Linked DNA regions of Homo sapiens: regions 1 and 2 are each linked to region 3. Evidence: chromatin contacts called from ENCODE Hi-C data. All regions are on one chromosome and are shown on one strand. The core of a region is the stretch at or near the end of the contact, and the rest is flanking DNA. Distances in the headings are between cores, read along the strand shown. Region 1 holds the start of DHX57 (DExH-box helicase 57). Region 2 holds the start of SLC8A1 (solute carrier family 8 member A1). Region 3 holds the start of THUMPD2 (THUMP domain 2 tRNA and snRNA guanosine methyltransferase).

The links. Hi-C counts contacts between places; a loop is a spot of excess contacts on that map. Pooled maps may share reads with other maps.
Region 1: a pooled map shows a loop between it and region 3 (6-fold over the local background). The contact joins the promoter of DHX57 here to the promoter of THUMPD2 in region 3. A Hi-C loop is called at or near these places in 4 of 50 pooled maps.
Region 2: a loop to region 3 is called in a pooled map, with 4 times the contacts of the local background. The contact joins the promoter of SLC8A1 here to the promoter of THUMPD2 in region 3. A Hi-C loop is called at or near these places in 6 of 50 pooled maps.

What each region holds. Positions count from the first base shown.
Region 1 is chr2:38,874,484-38,877,654 of GRCh38, forward strand. It overlaps DHX57 (DExH-box helicase 57), which reads right to left and starts at 1,451. Exons shown (of 24, transcript NM_198963.3): 1 at 1,304-1,451. MORN2 (MORN repeat containing 2) reads left to right here and starts at 1,493. Exons shown (of 5, transcript NM_001145450.3): 1 at 1,493-1,627. The coding sequence starts at 1,570. RefSeq lists an enhancer at 660-1,644.
Region 2 is chr2:40,450,711-40,453,631 of GRCh38, forward strand. It overlaps SLC8A1 (solute carrier family 8 member A1), which reads right to left and starts at 1,380. Exons shown (of 11, transcript NM_021097.5): 1 at 1,194-1,380.
Region 3 is chr2:39,777,560-39,780,866 of GRCh38, forward strand. THUMPD2 (THUMP domain 2 tRNA and snRNA guanosine methyltransferase) reads right to left here and starts at 1,699. Exons shown (of 10, transcript NM_025264.5): 1 at 1,555-1,699. The coding sequence starts at 1,680.

The sequences.
Region 1 (3,171 bases), core at 201-2,700, 900 kb before region 3:
ACTGCAACCTCCACCTCCCGGGTTCACGCCATTCTCCTGCCTCAGCCTCCTGAGTAGCTGGGACTACAGGCACCCGCCACCATGCCCGGCTAATTTTTTGTATTTTTAGTAGAGACAGGGTTTCACCGTGTTAGCCAGGATGGTCTCGATCTCCTGACCTCGTGATCCGCCCGCCTCGGCCTCCCACAGTGCTGGGATTACAGGCGTGAGCCACCGCGCCCGACCTGAAATACTGTATTTTCAATCTGTGTTGGGTTGGGAAAAATCCACCTGTAAGTGGAGCCGGGTAGTTCATACCCATGTTGTTCAAACGTCAACTTTACTCACAAAAATGTAGAGTCATTAAAATCTTAACAGGCAAGAAAAATAACAGGTCAAACTGAATTCTGTAAGGTTGTGCACCAATAATTACCTATTATTTCTAAAATTTAGGGAAATGAAATAACAAATCAGTTAGATTAGAACTTCATCTCAAAAACCATGCAGCCCAGGTAAATTTGTGTACTGAGAAACATTAGGAAAAAGCAAGAGGATACTTACGCTGAATCAAAACAAGTTGTCTCACACCAACCCAGAAAATGTTACTTTTACAACTAGATCTGAGATATGCGCTTAACATTTTAAACGAAGATTTACTGACTGTAATGGTGTCCAATACCACTCTCCCAGAGTTTTCAAGGGAATAGGAATTAGGTTGTATAATCCACGTGGTTAGATTCCACTATCTATTCCATCTAGCCCGGGAAGACTCCAACTATCTTTCTTCACCATGGATACAGGGACCTAAGTTTGGCTGTAAGAGTATTCTTTGTTTGATAGCCAAGGCACTGAAAAGTGACTACACACTACTCTCCTCCCAGGCAGATCTCTGACTGATCACAATATATCCAGCTCCATCCAGATATCCAGATCTCGTATCCTTTTTCGAACTCACATCGTCCCCACCCTTCTCCCCAAAAAAGCCACACAGACGGAGTCAGAGAACGGAGCCTGATCCCTTCAATCAACCCCTTAGCCTGCTCCAAGACTGAATTTCACGCCCCGCCCCCCCCGGCCCCAACCTGCAGTTTGAGCGTGGACAACCTCAGCGGCAGAGCCCGCCTTGGTTCGGTATCAGGGCCTGGGATCCTGCTGGTCCAGATTCACCGGCCCCAGGCAGACTGGATGAAACACACTGGGCCGCGATGCTCGTCAGATCCCGACCACTCCTGGAGCAGGAGGCGGCAGACACACTGACAAACAGGGTGACGCGCACACCGTGCGCACAACGCGCATCACTTGTCCGCAGAAGTGGAAGACGTACCTGGCTCGCAGAGTTGGGTCCCGAGCCGGCTGTCGGGAGGTGCTGCCCAAGGGTCAGAGGTCCAAACTGGACTTGGCCACCCTCACGATTCTCACTTGGAGCAGCCCTGCGGTGGCCCAGCTGCAGCGGCACAGTCCCGGCGCCTTCTGATTGGCTCAGCTACAGCCCCTCGCGTATTCGCTTCCGGGTGAGAGGTGCCCGGTCGCCCCAGCAACCAAGTCGCACCTGGAGCTGTCCTAGCGCCTAGTTCTCTCCCGGCCGCAGAGCTGGCCGCCCAGGGGGAGTCGCAGAGTTTGGAAGATCTCTCTAACACCTCTCGGCCAAGTGAGTGTCCCTCCTCCTAACGACCCGGGCAGAGAAGAGCTCCTTTAAGTCGAACTAGCGTGGAGTCAGAACCTGCTTGGCTCCCGGTAACTCCTGTGGGGGTGTGATATATTTCCTGACCGTCTAGCCGAGGGGCACGGGGGAACCCCTGGTCTGGGAATCTAGCTCTGATTCTGTTGTTAATTCGCTGTTGAGACACCCGAGGCGCGTGCCAACCTCCCTGGGCCTCAGTTTCCGCTATGGTGCCGGGTGGTCTCTGTGAGGTTCCCTCTAGCTCTGACGTTCCCAAGTTTCGAATGTAGAACATTTTAGCGGCAATTGAAAACAGTCCAGTTTCTGATATGATTACGTTTAATGCTCTGCTTCATAGGCACTTAACGATTCCTTCCGAAGTGCCCTTCATTCACTAGACGTTCTGTTACTATTAGTACTAAACACGGAGTCGGACAGTGGGGTGAGAAGAGATTTGACTAATCTGCCATCCGTGTCCTGGAGGAACTGGGTGGGATAGGGGATCCCGATACAAAAGCATGGTTTTAATAGAACCTTAAGTACTACAGTAGGAATAGGCCCAGAGTGCCGTGGGGGTTCCTGAAGGAGTCTGAGGTTGACAAGTAATGAGAAGAAAGGCTTTGTGGGAGAGCTCATACCTGAGCTGGGGCTACAAGAATACAATAGCTAATATTTACAGAGTTTAGACACTGGGCTAAGTGCTTTAACTAGATTAGCTCATTTACTTGATTTGCCCCATCTAAGGATGAGGAAACTGAGGCATAAGATAATTATTTGTCCAAGGTCAGAGAAAATGGTGGAGTCTGGATGCAAAGGTAGGTAGTCCGATGCCAGAGCATGAACCCCTAACTACTACACTCTATTTTGCCAACTCTTGAGGATGAATAGCAGTTAACCAGGTAAAGAAGAGAAGGGTGTTCCACCCAGAGTACGGCATGGCATCTGTGGGAAACTACAAGCAGATCTGGTAATCTAGTTAGTTATCATTAGTTAAACACTTAGAAAGTAGCTCTGACGCCTGTAGTTCCAGCTACTTGGGAGGCTGAGGCAGGAGAATGGCGTGAACCCGGGAGGCGGAGGTTGCAGTGAGACGAGATCAAGCCACTGCACTCCAGCCTGGGCGACAGAGCGAGACTCCGTCTCAAAAATAAATAAATAAATAAATAAATTAAATTAAATTAAATTAAATTAAAAAATAAAAAAGAAAGAAAGTAGCTCTGTGTCCCTGCTCTCTTGGAATTTCACATCTTGCAGACATGTAAATAACTAATTAATGAGCACACATGGCAATTTCTGTATACCACCATACTTCACCCTTTATCCACAACCAAATCTTAGAAATTATGGGGAAAAAATAAGCAAACATAACTAAATTCAGATTTTTCTAAGATTTAGTGTTAATTAGTGTCTATATTTAACCCCTAAACGAGATCAGAATTCTAGCAAGATTGCTCTCTATCCTCCACACCATTTCCATATTGATATTACCTGAGTTTTAGTTACAGATTCTTTTTTTTTCTTTTTGAGTTTTT
Region 2 (2,921 bases), core at 130-2,629, 670 kb after region 3:
CACAACCACTAGTAGCTGACTAGCAGGAGAGAGAGAGAGCGGCTTCAGGAGAGCCAGGTTCGGGGGCTTCAAAAGGATACCTAGCGCAAAGCATGACTTTCCAATGACTGCGTACAACATGCACATTGCTCTCTTCTAAAAATGCTTTGTTAAATTTCATCACCCCTGTTCTCAACTCAACCACTACCACTTTGGAGAGGGAAATACAAATTGCCAGCCCAAGCCATTCATCAAACAGCAACAGAATCCACGGGGTGGTGGGGGGGATAGAGAAGAGGCGGGGGTGATGCAGGGGGTGGATTTAAAGAATCAAGGATGCACACGTACTGTATTTTCAAGAGCATCGCCTGGGCGGATTTGGTTTCTTTGGCCGGCTGTCCAGCTATAAGACCGCCCTCTTCTTCATTAAGGAGGAGCCAAAAAGGATATCTTCACATCTCAGAACACAGACCATTTCCCCCAAGAGCCAGCAAAGCTCCAGAGGCAGAGAATGCAGCTGCAAAGTTCCCTTCCAATCTCTTGGGGAAAGATGCCTGTGTGTGCAGAATCCCCAAAGCACACCACGGCACAGTGCCCAGAGACGTGGACCCCGCAGCCCACTCCCTGCTACCCCCTACATTTCTTCCTCGTCTGTCTCTGCCCCGCCACACCTCCCTCCTCTCCGCAGTCCGTGGTGAATGAGCACCCAACGCCCGCTGGAAAACAGGGGGCTCGGAAATGTGGCCTTGGGGAAAGACCCCAGGGATTACCGGAAGGAGGGATGTCCGCGGAGAAGAGTCCAGTGGGTGGGGACGCCTGGATCCCCAGCAGCTCTGCATTCGGGGTGGACTTAGCTCTTCGCGCCCTGAATCCTCAGAGCCCAGCGCGGTGCAGGGTGCAGCATCTCTCCTTAGCAGCCCTTTCTTCCTCCGGCAGCCTGCACTGGCAGGCAGGCAGGCACCCTCACGCCCAGACGCACCAGCCCGAGCAATTTCACTCTGGGAAGCGCGGACACCCAGAAAAATGTGCAGGCGCGCACACACCACATCACACACACACACACACACACACACACACACACACACACACACACACAAATTTAGAAGCCGCTCGTTTGCCAAAGCAGAGGGAAGTGTAGCCTTATGAGCAGCAAATGGAAAATAGTTCTTGGTCTCTGACTAAATGCCTTCTGCCTGTCCATCATAAGATCCTACCTGGTTTGGGGAGTGTGAATGGATTCTTCCTCCGTTCCTCCACGCTAGTAGAAAATACGGCGCACTCCCTCCTTTTAAACAGCTCCCGATCAGGAAGAGGTCGCTCCCATCTTCTGTGGGAAGCACAAAGCAGGCGGCGGCGGCGGGCTGACTACCGTGCAGCGCCGGCGCGAGCGGGAGCCGCGGCAGCGGGCAGCGGTGCGCGCGGGCGGGAGGCAGGCGCGGAGGCCGGGAGGCTGGGAGGGCCGGGGCCCGGGCGCGCGCGCGCTCCCCCTCCCTCCCGCGCACACTCGCCCGCCCGCCGCCCGCAGCCTCGCACTCGCTCACACGCGCGCTCGGCCCCGCGGCTGCCGGGCGCCCCGGGGCCCCCTGCGCGCCCCTTGGGCTCCCCAGGCGATCGCGTCGGGGCAAAGCCGGCGCGTTTCTGGAGCACCGAGCGGGTGGGGAGCCCTTCCAGCCTCCCAGCCTCTGCCGGCGAGCAGCTTTTTCGATTTCCTGCCGGCTCTCGGCCCCGCAGTGCGTTGTGGCCGCGCGCTAGCGCTGTCTCTCGCACCCAGCCCATCGATGACACGCGCACACAGGCGCTGCAACTTTTCTTTTGAACCCTCTTCTTCTCTTCCGCAGACAGAACCCTGACCCCCAATTCGCCTACCCGTTTCTCACCTCTGACTTTGTTAATCCAACTATCTTTCTTCCCTCACTTCCTGCCCTTCTGCTAAAGGAAGCTTTCTTTTAGCAAAAGGATCTGGGCATATATCAATGATTTTTTTTTTAATCCTCACCCTGTGTTTTTCTACGTATCAGATATGCACAACTATACGTTGGCTACTAGATGCTGACACAAGCAAACAGAGATATTCGGGGGAGGGTGTCCCCCGGCCAAGAACTGGGACAGAGTCTCTGTGTTGGTATTTCCCTCAAAGATGCGTTTCACCTGGGAATAAAGACCCAGAGTCTGTTTCGTGTGAAAGGCGTGCTGGTTTTAAACTACAGTGAGGAGTAAAAGCCGAGCATTAAGGTTGAGTGGGAAAAAACCTAATGCAGCAATCGACGAACCATTCTTTGCCCTTTCCAAGAGAAGCATTATCATTGCCAATAAATCACTTTCCTCATAATTAATAAAGGAACACTGCACCAGGCCTTTCCTCTCTTGACAGCTCATTCATTCTTACAAACCCTTAATGACTTCACGTGGTGAAAGGCTAGACCTACTGTGGAGTTCACTAGCTTCCAAACCTGGCTGCGCATCACACACACCTGGGAATGTAGTCAGATGCTGTAGAATCTGAGGCCGAATCTGATGCAGACTCTCCCGTTGTAGGTCTCAAATGGGGCTCCAAATTAGTATTTTTAAAACACCAGTTGCTATCGGCCACTGGTGTCGTTTGCCAAGGTGTGTGGGGGGGTCAGGAGCAGCTACTTGGGGAAGGTGGGAGAAGGAGGGACCTGCAGAGCACAAGGCAGAAAGTTAGTTTTTTTTCGTGGAGACGTCCCCCCATACTTACAGTGCAACCAGGGCAGTCACCACGACTGATAGATTCTGACTCCAGGAACCTCAGTTTGCCTCCGCAACAAAGAGGGGGCGGAATGGAAGAAATAGCCTCTTCTGCCCCTGTGCCAGTGGCTCTCAACCCTCCTTGCACCTCAGAATCTCCTGGGCCGTTTTTAAAAATCCCAGTGCTTAGGCCACACCCCCAAACTGATTAACTTTGACTCTCTGCAGGTGGG
Region 3 (3,307 bases), core at 449-2,948:
AAGTGTTTAATAAATGTTAGTTGTCATCACTGTTATTTCAGGATTGCCTTAACTTTGAGAGTTCACTTTGTATCAGAGCAACTTGGGTGGAATTTCAGAGATTATTTGTTCAGATCCCATTTCCAGACCTATCTATCTTTCAAACATACAAGAGCAGAATATGGAAATTCCCAAATCTACTGGCATTTAATTACTCCCACTGTCAAAAAGTTTTCCCTGTATTTAATTGAATTTTCTTCCTGGTAATAAAGTTTTCCCCATTTCATTTGTCTTTAGAGAAGATGGAGAACAAGCAGAGAGTCTTTCCTTTTTCTAATAATCCTACATATTAATTGGGCCAAGCTCTCTCTCTCTTTCATACCAAGCACTCTAAGTTAGCATTTAAAAAAACAAGCCAGCGCACCCCTATGTCATGGTCATATAGTGGGCCTGGTTTGAACATGATTATATACTCATTCTTGATTTCCCAGCTCGGGTTTGAATCCCATCTTTGCGATTTTCTAGTTGCATGACTTGAATAAATTCTCGGACTTACCTGTGCTTCATTTTTCTCATCTGTTAAATGTGGAACACCTACCTTATAGGGCTGTTGTGAAAAGTACGCAAATAAATATAGGGTAAAGATCTAAGAACATGTGCCTGACACATATTAAATGTTCAATAAATGTCAGTAGTTATTATATATTGATGCTTTTTAAGATTAGCTACATTCAATACTCTATTAAATTCTGTGACCCAAAACACAAGTGGCAGGTAGTCTAACAAAACTGACATAATTCTTCACGACTCCAACCTTTCACTGCAGAAACTCCTTTTGTGGGCTTCCCACACTGTAGGAGCTGCCAGGGTGGAGGGGTTAATTTCATTTAGGAAGCTCTCCTTTTCCAAGAGTACATCACTCACAGTGTCCCATACACCCCATCAAGATACCTTTTCTATTATACCTTCATCCCCTACTTTCAAGAAACCAGTTTTCAACATTCTAAAACCTAAACCGATGCTTAAAACCTTGTTCATTTCACAGAAATCAATAACAGATAACTATGAGGCCTGCAAGAGTATATTATTTTTCTGGCTGCTATTTACTGCGTGTTTAAAGTGTACTTTGCATACGCTATATAATTTAATTCTCACAACAATCCTATGTAGTCAAATACAATCACTGTCAAGAAACTAACAAAAAGTCAGGTAACTGAACTTGGAGATTATGTTTGCATTTAAAGAGCGAAGGGTTCTAACTCTGACAGGCCAGATTCTAATTACAGGCACTACTTACTACTTTAAAGAATCCAGGAAATAACTTGCCTCAACACCTCTCTTAAAAACTTGAGCCCTGAGAAGTGAGGAACTGGATTTGCTATACAAGGAAAGAAAGGAATGGTGGCTTCTCTCGGCCGGAGCGGAAGCGCCTGCCAGTCAACCTCGGGGGTCGGCGACCGTCGCGTGGAACAGAGAGGGGCGCCAGCGACGCTTTCCCGCGTCCACGACTGGGGTGGGCAACAGGGCAGGGACAGGGCCGCCCACCTCCCCAGGCGCGCAGCGAGGCCAACTCACCTGCGTGGCCGCCAGCCGCGCCCGCACCTCTCGCATTACGAACGGCTCCAGGCCGCGACCCGCAGTGCAGAAGAATCGGGCGCCAGCCTCAGGCCCGGACCCTGGCTCTCCACGCGCCTCCGACATGGCGGCTCAGGCGCGCCCTCGCGCCTTCGGGTCACGTGGCCTCGGGCGCGAGCGGCTCGCTCCTGGAGGCGGCGCGCAGGGGCGTGTGATGCCAAAGGGGAGAGGGAGAGGGAGAGGGAGAGGGGGAGGGGGAGAGGGAGGGGGAAGGAGAGGGTGAGAGAGACGGAGAGCCTGGGAGGGTCGCATCAGCCCTCTGTGGCCCCTATGGGTCTTCCTGGTTGACCATCTGTCCCCTCCTTGATTAGGCACCAGAATGGGTTAGAATCACAGGTGGAAGGGTTAGAATTGATAATTCAGTCCAGTTGCCTTATTTTGTAGATTGAGGAAATTAATGCCCAGAGAGGTCAAGAGACAGCGAGTTAGCAGCACAGCTGAGGCTGGAGCCTAGATTTCTCCCTATCTAACATAATGCCTTTTCCTCCATTCCTCCCAACTCCGTCCTCTTCCTGTCCTTCATTCCTCTCCTCTACTCTTCTCATAGAAGGAGCCCTGGTCTGTTTTCACAAAGAATCGGGCCAAACGTTGGAATCTCCAGGACGGAGAGCAGAAGTTCCTGTTCTCTAACAAACGTCTGCGTTCTGAAACAGCTCATATTTCTTGCACTACTTAGTTAACCATCCAGCCATAGATGAATCAATGTGCCATCTAGTTTTGGGCACCTGATTTGAATGGTTCTCCTAACGGTATTTGAAGGCATTTTTCTAAACTCTGAATTTTAAAATGGAAATGAAAATATTACTTGGGAAGCATAGACAGAATCCATGTTACAAGATAAACAGCGTGAAATTAGCTCTGTAGCTGTATATTGAGTCAGTTATACAGAAATGATAAATGCATGTGTGTCTCTGACAAGGGGCTGTCCTGTGCTTCAGAATGGGATGTTAAGGTGAAGAACTGATACTCCCTCACCTCCCCCGACACTCCCACACACACCCCCGCCCCCACCCAGCTCATGCTCTACTGGGCCGTACAGTAAAAATTCTTCATGGAGTCACATAACATGAGCTTTTCCAAGGTTCAGTCCTAAGACTCTTCTGATGCTGCTTTTTATTTTTTATTTTTTGCGACAGGGTCTCCCTCTGTCGCCCAGGCTGGAGCGCAGTGACGTGATCTTGGCTCACTGCAGCCTCCACCTCCTGAGCTCCAGTAATCCTCCCACCTCAGCCTGTCCAGTAGCTGGGACCACAGGCAAGCCCCACCACACCGGGCTAATTTTTGTATTTTTTGTAGAGAAGGGGTTTCACCATGTTGGCCAGGCTGGTCTCGAACTCCTGAGATCAAGCGATCCGCCTGCCTCGGCCTCCCAAAGTGCTGGGATTACAGGCACCCAGCCCTCACACACTACCGTTTTGATGAATTCTTTTCTTGCCCTCAGACACATGTTTTCCTTTTCTGGGCTACTGCCGTAGTTCATTTTAACTTCTCTATACTTTGGGGTTCTGACTGTCAAGTCTGTCTGGGGAGGACAGGAACCCTCTTTAGTTCTCTCTACATTCTGTGCCCAAGATGTTAAGTATGCAGATAGGATGCATTCCATTCAGTTCAACAAATACTGAACACCTATTCTCCGCCAGTCACCACCCTGTCTTGAGGATTCAAAGATGGGTAAGCAAGGGTTTGGACTTCA